Linked DNA regions of Homo sapiens: region 1 is linked to region 2. A link is an interaction called in ENCODE POLR2A ChIA-PET data of the cell type or tissue named here. Cell type or tissue: Panc1. All regions are shown on one strand. Each heading gives the region's core, and the rest is flanking DNA. Links, peaks and the distances in the headings are about the cores only.

Region 1 (6,313 bases), core at 1,317-3,816, 86 kb after region 2:
TCTCAGTATTAAAGGTAAGTGATACCTGAATGTGTTGCATTGTTTTTTAAAAAAATTAAAATTAATGCAAAAATTTTTATTATGAAATACACCAAAAAATTAAGAAACGAACTGACCATGTACTTGCATTACTTATATTTCTGCAATACCCTAATCCTGTTTCTGGCTGGATGAAGGCACAGGGTGGAAGGGGAGGTATTTTTCTGAAAAATATGTCGTTATCCCTTTGATTGTAAAAGAACAGAGCCAAATGAGAGAAAGTATGGAGATACAACAGAGGCTGAATACTTGATGAACCCGGTTTCTTATTTGGTATGGGACTAAGACGCATGTAGAGAACTAGCTTCATATAGAGATGGCCCATTCATCATAACAGGAAGGAGGCAGGAAATGTTGGTATGAATATGTTCTGTTTGTAGGGCTAGTGTGTGAGTGTGAATTCCTGTTCCATAGCTTTTATTTTTTCTGTAGTATAAGAGATAAGATATTTTGTTGAGAATGAGGGGGAATGGTGGGTTCAGAGTTCTGAAAAGAGTGGAGAACTTTGGGCATATTTAAAACACTTTGATATTTCTCGTTTCCCATATTCCTTAGCACTACTTACAAGGCTGTGTTATGAGCAGCCCTGCTAACCTCTTTGGTCTCACTAATTTTCTGCTACTAGCCCCCTCCCTCACTTCACTCCAGCTATGGTCCTTCCTAACTTGGGGCCTTTTCACATGTTAACTTTCTCTGGAATTCTGTCTGTCTTCCTATTTCTCTTGTCACTAATTCCTTCTGGTCCTCTAAGTCTCAGCTTAAATGATGCTGTCCCCAAGCACTTACTCTAAAACCATGCCCCTACCATTTGTGTAGTCTGCTTATTAGCTCCCAGTTGTACTACATGATAGCACCCTACCCTTCCCTTATGGCCCTCATTACAAGGCAGGTAATATGATTCATCCCAGGTTTGTTGTTTTATATTTACATGAGTATCTCTTATTCTGAAGGAATTAGTATGAGTTGGTATGAGAAATGATGCTCTAGGAGGTTTAGGTAAGTAACAGAGAGAAAAAAAAATGAGGAAAAAGTAAAGGGAACCAGAAAATAAAAAGCACTTATGAAAGAGTTGGGAAGCTGTGTAATGAGCTGAGAAGCTAGTGGTTTTCATTTTATAATGAAATTCATTCTCACATTAAATTAAAGCAAATAATATGAATTAAGTGTATACGTGTGTATACATAGACATAGAAATAGATATAATCAGTTGTATACAATTTGAAAATCTACTTTTAGATAGGAATTGCCTATAAATTTTACCAGGCTATTATGTGTCCATGTTGCATATTTTGTAAATTGTTGGGTACAATCAGTATGATTATAACTCATCAAGGTCATAATTAATAAATTTGGTACAGGAATAACTTTTTGTCTCACAGATTTTTATCCTAAGATTATATATTTTTCCATTTTAGTTATTGACTCTGGATGAGGAAATGGTTATTGGAAAGATTTCAAAACAGTACTCTGGATTTGTAAGGGGAATATTAACCAATGGTGAGAAATTTGGGATCCAGTTTCCATTTGATCTTGATGTTAAAATTAAAGCATTGATGCTTGGAGCAACTTTCCTCATTGTGAGTCTATTTTTACTCTATTTAGCTGAAAATTATATTTTCTGAGATTACCATTGCACTTTTACTAATATTTCTCCTTGAATCATCTGAATCAACTGCAAATTGTGCCTTTCTGGCCATCCTCAGTCCCCGAATGATATCATGGATTCAGTATTCACATTGCAAAGGAAGCAAAAATTAGAGTGTCCTAGAAACATGATGATTCAGGTTTAAATCCTTTGCCTTCATGAAAAATCAGATTGTCACTGAAAATAGTAAAAATATGGTTCATTCAGTGTGACTTATAGTTATCTCTTACAATGTAAAATTTATTAATACATGCTTGTTACACTTTATTTAAATGGTAATATATTGTTAATTTGGAAACTATAGATATTATTTGATTTAGCTCTATCTCTTGCGCAATACAAAGACCTTAAAAACATTTTAATTCTAATCTCTTTCTCACAACTTATATACTTTTGTTGACTAGTGTTTTAGTTTTGCTTCTTTTTAAATTCACAAATTAAATATTTGCTATTATTTTATTTTTCTAATAATATCACAGATATGTTTAGCGTTTTATTTGCTCTTAAATTTTATTGAACTTTAGATGATCCCTCTAAGGTTATGTTCCTTTTTCCTAATCCTCACTTAATGTCATTGTATTAGTTCATTTTTGCACTGCTATAAAGAAATACCTGAAACTGGGTAATTCATAGAGGAAAGAGGTTTGACTGACTCACAGTTACACATAGCTAGGGAGGCTTCAGGAAACTTACAATTATGGTGGAAGGTGAAGGGGAAGCAGGCACCTTTTCCACAAGGCGGCAGGAAACAGTGAGTACAAGCACGGGACATGCCAGATGCATATAAAATCATCAGATCTCCTGAGAACTCACTGGCTATCACAAGAACAGCCTGGAGGAAACTGCCCCCATGATCCAATCACTTCCCTCCCTCCCCACTTGGGGATTACAGGACCCTGCCTCAACACATAGGGATTATAATTCAAGTTAAGATTTGGGTGGACACCCAGAGCCAAACCATATCAGTCATCAATAGGCTCTTGGAAACTGCAAATTTAAGCACAATGATATAGAATAAAACTAATTATTTTTGTCATCAACATTATAACAAAACAACATTTAACAAAATGACATTATTTGTAAACCTTCTGTAATTACCAGTTGATAGATAGAAATTGTTAAATTGGTCCAGGCACGGTGGCTGACACCTTTAATCCCAGCACTTTGGGAGGGCGAGGTGGGCAGATCACCTGAGGTCAGGAGTTCGAGACCAGCTTGACCAACATGGAGAAACCCCGTCTCTACTAAAAATACAAAATCAGCCGAGCAGGTGACACATGCCTGTAATCTGAGCTACTCGGGAGGCTGAGGCAGGAGAATCGCTTGAACCCAGGAGGCAGAGGTTGCGGTGAGCTGAGATTGCACCACTGCACTCCAGCCTGGACAACAAGAGCGAAACTCCATCTCAAAAAAAAAGAAAAGAAAAGAAAAGAAATTGTTAAATTGGATTTTTAAAGTATCTGTAGTCTCTTTTAAAAAGACAAATCTAAATTAATGACCAAAAAATGGAAAGAAAGAGAATATGGATAAATACTAACCACAAGAAAGCTAGGGAAGCTAAATTAATACCAGGGGAAAAAAAAGACATTAAGACTCCAAAAAATAGAAACAGAAACAAAATGGGTAACTACAATGATAAAGCTTCTATTCAAACAAGATGTAATAATTCTAGACCTGTATGCATGTAATATTAACTTCAAAATATAGAGACAAGTGTTAAAAAGTTAGAATGACAAACCCATCATCAAAATGCGGAATTTACTCACATCTCTTCATTTATACTAGATATAAGAGACAGAACATTAGTAAAGTTATTTAAAATTTGAACAACAAAATGAATAAGTTGATTAATGGTCTTATTTAGAAGTTTTTTTTTTTTTTTTGAGACGGAGTCTCTGTCGCCAGGCTGGAGTGCAGTGCAGTGGCACAATCTCAGCTCACTGCAACCTCTGCCTCCCGGGTTCAAGCGATTCTCCTGCCTCAGCCTCCCCAGTAGCTGGGACTACAAGCGCATGCCACCACGCCCAGCTAATTTTTGTAGTTTTAGTAGAGAAGAAGTTTCACCATGTTGGCCAGGATGGTCTCAATCTCTTGACCTCGTGATCTGCCCGCCTCGGCCTCCCAAAGTGCTGGGATTACAGACGTGAGCCACTGTGCCCAGCTGAACTTTTTATCAAACAATTAGACAACACACATTTTTCTCAAATAAATATTGTTTACAAAAATTAATATAATAGTGGGCCAAGAAGCAAGTCTCGACAAATTAGAGAGAATCATTATCATTTAGACCTTAGTATATGAGCAAACAACACTCAATTAGAGGTTAATAAATATTTTTAAATGTTTTATACATATAGAAATGTAGGCTGGGCACGGTGGCTCACGCCTGTAATCCCAGCACTTTGGGAGGCCGAGGCGTGTAGATCACGAGGCCAGAAGATCAAGACCATCCTGACTAACACGGTGAAACCCTGTCTCTGCTGAAAATACAAAAAATTAGTTGGGCGTGGTGGTGGGCGCCTGTAGTCCCAGCTACTTGGGAGGCTGAGGCAGGAGAATGGCGTGAACCAGGGAGGCGGAGCTTGCAGTGAGCCAAGATCACGCCACTACACTCCAGCCTGGACAACAGAGCGAGACTCTGTCTCAAAAAAAAAAAAAAAAAAAGGAATGTAAATAACCCAATTATTTTTTTAAAAAGCCGTAACAAAAAATTTAAAATACTTTAAAATATGTAATAAAATATTACATCTCAAAACTCTATAGCTATAATTATTGAAGAAAAGAGAAAAATTAATAAGCTAAATTAATTAGCTAAAGCTATAAAGTTAGGAAAAAAAAAAAGAATAAACCCAAGGAAGCATAATGAAGGAGATATTGAACCATTAAGCAAACAAAAATAAACAAAGAGTACCCATACTTGTACTCTAGACAAAATAGGTCTTTCAAAGCAAGAAAATCATAAAGTAACAGACTACTAAATTTAAATAGTTTAAATGTGTGTACCCCATAAAACCTCATAATATTAAATATTTAAAAGCAAATAATAAATTAAGGAAAGTATAGGAAATAAGGAAAATAATAAATTAAGGAAATACACAACAAATATGACCAAGGACTAATGTTCTTATGTTAATAAAAATGATATTTAATTAAGAAAAATATCAAATACTTAACGAAAATGTACAAATATTATGAAAAATAATTCAAATAACTATCAAAGAGGGAATAAAAACCACTAAACTTAAGAAAGCGTCTCCAAAAACACACAAGAGAAGCAAAAAATAAAGGATAAAATACCATTTTTTGTTTATCATGTATTAAAGTTTTTATTTCTAATGATGTATGCTCAATGCTGATGAAGATTTAAGGAATCAAGTGCTCATGAGCTATAGGTACAACCTTTAGAGGAATAAATTAAAAACATTTGTCAAAAATTTAATGTTTATATTCTTTCAGATGCAGACAAATAATTGTGTACAATATAGTAACTAGCAATGTACACTCTATGTAGCAAACTTAAATAAACAGCAAAAATTAAAACAACATAAAATGTGTGAGTATGAGGCTTACTAAATACATTATGAGACATCTCTAGACTAGAGTAATAAATAGATATTAAAACAAACTAAAAAATGAAATACTTTTAAGGACCTTTAATGACACAAATACTCAGAATATTTTATGCAGTGAAAAAAACCAGGGTATAAGCATATTATAACAGCAATTATGTATGTCTTGGAGTAATTTGTACCAAAATACTTATGGTAGATTTTGGGATTGATTGAAAATATAAATTTTTTCCTTCTCTTTTCCTCCAGTTTTCTAAAATGAGTATGTAAATGAAAAAACATACATAAGTAAAATGAGGTAGAATTAGTTGCTGATCTCTAAGGGCCTTTAGAGATGTACAAATCTATTATTTTGATGTATTTAAGGGCAAACAGTCATTCTTATACCCTTGCAAGTTGGTTCCTCATGGGTCTGCTCCTCAGACTTCTGCTTTTTAATATGTTTTGTGATCATGTTATTATAATACAGGGACCTTAAAAATCATTCTCATGTCTAATGCCTGTAGTTGTTTCTACTGTTAAACCAATCTAATTGTATTTATTTTTCATTTTCATTCTAGGAATACATGTATTTTGAACTGTGGCCATAAGAATTACCCTGAAAGAATATGTCAGAGATTACTGGCATTTATTTTTGCCAGCCCTCAACAAAACTAAGCAACTTTCACTGAAAATATCTAAATAAAGTTTTATTTTACTAAAACTATTCATATATATTCTTTCTGCCTAATAAACTACATCAAAAATGTTTAACTTCAAATAATCATTGTGTTTAGTTTAGGATTCTGTTGTATAGTTCTCCTGTTCAGAACCTGGCTCACTCATGCATTTTGAGTCAATTATCAGATTGGTTGGGACTGTCTCATCCCAGATGGCTTCATTCACATGTCAGGCTATTGGCTGAGGGAATGGGGGCAATAGGTTGCATATTTTTCATCATCTAGGAGGCTAGCCAAAGCTTTTACACATGACTGTGTTCCAAAAGCAACAAGAAAGCAAGTTCAAATGTTCAAGCTCATTTCAAGCCTCTGCTTCTATTATGCTTAGTAATATCCCATTG
Region 2 (6,313 bases), core at 1,748-4,247:
TTCTGAAGCCTACTTCTGTCAATTGATCCATCTCAGCCTTCACCGAGTTCTGTGCTCTTGCTGGAGAGATGTTGTAATCATTTGGAGGAGAAGAGGCACTCTGGCCATTTGCATTTTTAGTGTTTTTTTCTTTGATTCTTTCTCGTCTTCATGAATTTGTGTAGTTTTGATCTTTGAGGCTGCTGACCTTTAGATGGGGTTTTGTGGGTATTTTTTTGTTGATGCTGTTGTTACTGCTTCCTGCTTGTTTGCTTTTCTTTCAACAGTCAGGCCCCTCTTCTCTAGGGCTGCTGAAGTTTGCTAGGGGTTTACTTCAGGCCCTATTCACCTGGGTTCCTCCCTCACTTAGATACATCACCCGAAGAGGCTGGAGAACAGCAAACAGCAAAGATGGGTGCCTGCTCCTTCCTCGGGGAATCTTTTTCCTTGAAGAGTACCAACCTGATACCAGTAGTAACATTATATATATATATATATATATATATATATACACATGTATATATATATATATATATACATACATGTGTATATATATATATATTAAGTTTAAGTTCTAGGGTACATGTGTACAACATGCAGATTTGTTACATAGGTATACATGTGCCATGTTGGTTTGCTGCACCCATCAACTCGTCATTTACATTTGGTATTTCTCCTAATGCTATCCCTCCCCCAGCCCCCCACCCCCCGTTCACCACGTTCATTGTTCAATTCCCACCTACGAAGTGTCTGTTCATATCCTTTGCTCACTTTTTGATGGGGTTGTTTGTTTTTTTTCTTGTAAATTTGTTTAAGTTCTTTGTAGATTCTGGATATTAGCCCTTTGTCAGATGGGTAGATTGCTGAGATGATGGGGTTTTCTAAATATACAATCATGTCATCTGCAAACAGGGACAATTTGACTTCCTCCTTTCTTACTGGAATACCCTTTATTTCTTTCTCCTGCCTGATTGCCCTGGCCAGAACTTCCAACACTATGGTGTTTGATTTTCTGTTCTTGTGATAGTTTTCTGAGAATGATGGTTTCCAGCTTCATCCATATCCCTGCAAAGGACATGAACTCATCATTTTTTATGGCTGCATAGTATTCCACGGTGTGTATATGCCACATTTTCTTAATCCAGTCTATCACTGATGGACATTTGGGTTGGTTCCAAGTCTTTGCTATTGTGAATAGTGCTGCAATAAATATACGTGTTCATGTGTCTTTATAGCAGCCTGATTTATAATCTTTGGGTATATACCCAGTAATGGGATGGCTGGGTCAAATGGTATTTCTAGTTCTAGATCCTTGAGGAATTGCCACACTGTTTTCCACAATGTTTGAACTAATTCACAGTCCCACCAACAGTGTAAAAGTGTTCCTATTTCTCCACATCCTATCCAGCATCTGTTGTTTCCTGACTTTTTAATGATCACCATTCTAGCTGGCATGAGATTGTATCTCATTGTGGTTTTGATTTGCATTTCTCTGATGACCAGTGATGATGAGCATCTTTTCATGTGTCTGTTGGCTGCATAAATGTCTTCTTTTGAGAAGTGTCTGTTCATATCCTTTGCTCACTTTTTGATGGGGTTGTTTGTTTTTTTCTTGTAAATTTGTTTAAGTTCTTTGTAGATTCTGGATATCAGCCCTTTGTCAGATGGGTAGATTGCAAAAATTTTCTCCCATTCTGTAGGTTGCCTGCTCACTCTGATGGTAGTTTCTTTTGCCATACAGAAGCTCTTTAGTTTAATTGATCCAATTTGTCTATTTTGGCTTTTGTTGTCATTGTTTTTGGTGTTTTAGTCATGAAGTCCTTGCCCATGCCTATGTCCTGAATGGTATTGCCTAGGTTTTCTCCTAGGGTTTTTATGGTTTAGGTCTAAAATTTAAGTCATTATTCCATCTTGAATTAATTTTTGTATAAGGTGTAAGGAAGGGATCCAGCTTCTGCTTTCTACATATGGCTAGCCAGTTTTCCAAGCACCATTTATTAAATAGGAAATCCTTTCTTCATTTTTTGTTCTTGTCAGGTTTGTCAATCAGATGGTTGTAGATGTGTGGTGTTATTTCTGAAGCCTCTGTTCTGTTCCATTAGTCTATATATCTGTTTTTATACCAGTAGCATGCTGTTTTGGTTACTGTAACCTTGTAGTATAATTTGAAGTCAGGTAGTGTGATGCCTCCAGCTTTGTTCTTTTTGCTTAGGATTGTCTTCACAATGCAGTCTCTTTTTTGGTTCCATATGAACTTTAAAGTAGTTTTTTCCAACTCTGTGAAGAAAGTCATTGGTAGCTTGGTGGGAATGGCATTGAATCTATAAATTACCTTGGGCAGTATGGCCATTTTCACAATACTGATTCTTCCTATCCATGAGCATGGAATGTTCTTCCATTTGTTTGTGTCCTGTCTTATTTCCTTGAGCAGTGGTTTGTAGTTCTCCTTGAAGAGGTCCTTCACATCCTTTGTAAGTTCAATTCCCAGGTATTTTATTCTGTTTGTAGCAATTGTGAATGGGAGTTCACTGATGACTTGGCTGTCTGTTTGTTATTGGTGTATAGGAATGCTTGTGATTTTTGCACATTGATTTTGTATCCTGAGACTTTGCTGAAGTTGCTTATCAGCTTAAGGAGATTTTGGGCTGAGATGATGGGGTTTTCCAAATATACAATCATGTCATCTGCAAACAGGGATAATTTGACTTCCTATTTTCCTAATTGAATACCCTTTATTTCTTTCTCTTGCCTGATTGCCCTGGCCAGAACTTCCAACACTATATTGAATAGGAGTGGTGAGAGAGGGCATCATTGTCTTGTGCCAGTTTTCAAAGGGAATGCTCCCAGTTTTTGCCCATTCAGTATGACATTGGCTGTGGGTTTGTCCAAAATAGCTCTTATTATTTTGAGATACGTACCATCAATACCTAGTTTATTGAGAGTTTTTAATATGAGGAGCTGTTGAATTTTTTGAAGGCCTTTTCTGCATCTATTGAGCTAATCATGTGTTTTTTGTCATTGGTTCTGTTTATGTGATGGATTATGTTTATTGATTTGCATATGTTGAACCACCCTTGCATCCCAGGTATGAAGCTGACTTGATCATGGTGGATAAGCTTTTTGATGTGCTGCTGGATTCGGTTTGCCAGTATTTTATTGAGGATTTTCACATCAATGATCATCAGGGATTTTGGTCTAAAATTTTCTTTTTTTGTTGTGTCTCTGCCAAGCTTTGGTATTAGGATGATGCTGGCCTTATAAAATGAGTTAGGGAGGATTCCCTCTTTTTCTATTGATTGGAATAGTTTCAGAAGGAATGGTACCATCTCCTCTTTGTACCTCGGTAGAATTCAGCTGTGAATCCATCTGGTCCTGGACTCTTTTTCATTGGTAGGCTATTATTGCCTCAATTTCAGAGCCTGTTATTGGTCTATTCAGAGATTCAACTTCTTCCTGGTTTAGTCTTGGGAGGTTGTATGTGTCCAGGAATTTATCCATTTCTTCTAGATTTTCTAGTTTATTTTCGCAGAGGTGTTTATAGTTTTCTCTTATGGTAGTTTGTATTTCTGTGGGGTCGGTGGTGATATCCCCTTTATGATTTCTTTATTGCGTCTGTTTGATTCTTCTCTCTTTTCTTCTTTATTAGTCTTGCTGGTGGTCTATCAGTTTTGTTGATCTTTTCACAAAGCCAGATCCTGGATTCATTGATTTTTTGAAGGGTTTTTTGTGTCTCTATCTCCTTCAGTTCTGCTCTGATCTTAGTTATTTCTTGCCTTCTGCTAGCTTTTGAATGTGTTTGCTGTTGCTTCTCTAGTTCTTTTAATTGTGATGTTAGCGTGTTAATTTTAGATTTTTCCTGCTTTCTCTTGTGGGCATTTAGTGCTATAAATTTCCCTCTACATACGGCTTTGAATGTGTCCCAGAAATTCTGGTACACTTTGTCTTTGTTCTCATTGGTTTCAAAGAACATCTTTATTTTTGCCTTCATTTTGTTATTTACCCAGTAGTCATTCAGGAGCAGGTTGTCCAGTTTCCATGTAGTTGTGTGGTTTTGAGTGAGTTTCTTAATCCTAAGTTCTAATTTGATTGTACTGTGGTCTGAGAGACAGTTGGTTGTTATTTCTCTTCTTTTACATTTGCAGAGGAGTGCTTTACTTCCAATTATGTGGTCAATTTTAGAATAAGTGCAATGTGGTGCTGAGAAGAATGTATATTCTACTGATTTGGGGTGGAGAGTTCTGTAGATGTCTATTAGATCTGCTTGGTGCAGAGCTGAGTTCAAGTCCTGGATATCCTTGCTAACATTCTGTCTCATTGATCTGTCTAATATTGATAGTGGAGTGTTGAAGTCTCCCATTATTATTGTGTGGGAGTCTAAGTCTCTTTGTAGGTCTCTAAGGACTTGCTTTATGAATGCTCCTGTACTGGGTGCATATATATTTAGGATAGTTAGCTCTTCTTGTTGAATTGATCCCTTTACCATTATGTAATGGCCTTCTTTGTCTCTTTTGATCTTTGTTGGTTTAAATTCTGTTTTACCAGAGAGTAGGATTCCAACCCCTGCTTTGTTTTGCTTTTCATTTGCTTGGTAGATCTTCCTGCATCCCTTTATTTTGAGCCTATGTGTGTCTCTGCACGTGAGATGGGTCTCCTGACACAGCACACTGATGGGTCTTGACTCTTTATCCAATTTGCCAGTCTGTGTCTTTTAATTGGGGCATTTAGTCCATCTACATTTAAGGTTAATATTGTTATGTGTGAATTTGATCCTGTCGTGATAATGTTAGCTGGTTATTTTGCCCGTTAATTGATGCAGTTTCTTCCTAGCATCAATGGTCTTTATAATTTGGCATGTTTTGCAGTGGCTGGTACCGGTTTTCCTTTCCATGTTTAGTGCTTCCTTCAGGAGCTCTTGTAAGGTAGGCCTGGTGGTGACAAAATCTCTCAAGATTTATTTGTCTGTAAACGATTTTATTTCTCCTTTACTTATGAAGCTTAGTTTGGCTGGATATGAAATTCTGGGTTGAAAATTCTTTACTTTAAGAATGTTGAATATCGGCCCCCACTCTCTTCTGGCTTGTAGAGTTTCTGCCGAGAGATCCGCTGTTAGTCTGATGGGCTTCCCTTTGTGGGTAACCCGACCTTTGTCTCTGGCTGCCCTTAACATTTTTTCCTTCATTTCAACCTTGGTGAATCTGACAATTATGTGTCTTGGGGTTGCTCCTCTCGAGGAGTATCTTTGTGGTGTTCTCTATGTTTCCTGAATTTGAACATTGGCCTGCCTTGCTAGGTTGGGGAAGTTCTCCTGGATAATATCCTGAAGAGTGTTTTCTAACTTGGTTCAATTCTCCTCGTCACTTTCAGGTACACCAATCAGATGTAGATTTAGTCTTTTCACATAGCTCCATATTTCTTGGAGGCTTTTTTTAGTTTCTTTTTACTCTTTTTTCTCTAAAATTGTATTCACATTTTATTTCATTAATTTGATCTTCAATCACCAATACCCTTTCTTCCACTTGATCGAATCAGCTACTGAAGCTTGTGCATGCATCTTGAAGTTCTCATGCCATGGTTTTTACCTCCATCAGTTCATTTAGGGTTTTCTCTACACTGTTTTTTCTAGTTAGCCATTCATCTAACATTTTATCAAGGTTTTTATTAGCTTCCTTGCAATGGGTTAGAACATGCTCCTTTAGCTCAGAGAAGTTTGTTATTACTGACCTTCTGAAGCCTATTTCTGTCATCTCGTCAAAGTAATTCTCCATCCAGCTTTGTTCCATTGCTGGTGAGCAGTTGCGATCCTTTGGAGGAGAAGGGGTGCTCTGGTTTTTAGAATTTTCTGCTTTGGTTTCTCCCTATCTTTGCGTTGGTCTTTGATGTTGGTGACCTACAGATGGGGTTTTGGTGTAGATGTCCTTTTTGTTGATGTTGATGCTATTCCTTTCAGTTTGTTAGTTTTCCTTCTAACAGTCAGGTCCCTCAGCTGCAGGTCTGTTGGAGTTTGCTGGAGGTCCACTCCAGACGCTGTTTGCCTGGGTATTACCAGTGGAGGCTGCAGAACAGTAAATATTGCAGAACAGCAAATATTGCTGCCTGATCCTTCCTCTGGAAGCTTCATCCCAGAGGGGCACCTGCCTGTATCAGGTGTGTGTCAGCCCCTACTGGGAGGTGTCTCCCAGTTAGGCTACACGAGGGTCAGAGACTCACTTGAAGAGGCAGTCTGCTCATTCTCAGAGCTCAAATGCTGTGCTGGGAGAACCACTGCTCTCTTCAGAGCTGTCAGACAGGGTGTTTAAGTCTGCAGAAGTTTCTGCTGTCTTTTGTTCAGCTATGC

Evidence for each region. Peaks named below come from ENCODE experiments on the same cell type or tissue, not always from the same donor. Only the 100,000 strongest peaks of a DNase experiment are listed, where the experiment ranks them.
Region 1: POLR2A ChIA-PET joins it to region 2 with 5 read pairs; 2 of 35 experiments call an interaction of 5 or more read pairs at or near these places.

The regions. Positions count from the first base shown.
Region 1 is chr3:146,391,063-146,397,375 of GRCh38, reverse strand. It overlaps a transcript of PLSCR2 not described here. Among named protein-coding and RNA genes, the nearest start is that of PLSCR2, 75 kb to the left of the region's middle. In Panc1, for the core only: no CTCF peak of the experiment used is centred there; no DNase peak of the experiment used is centred there; H3K27ac peaks cover 246 bases.
Region 2 is chr3:146,477,657-146,483,969 of GRCh38, reverse strand. It overlaps a transcript of PLSCR2 not described here. Among named protein-coding and RNA genes, the nearest start is that of PLSCR2, 11 kb to the right of the region's middle. In Panc1, for the core only: no CTCF peak of the experiment used is centred there; no DNase peak of the experiment used is centred there.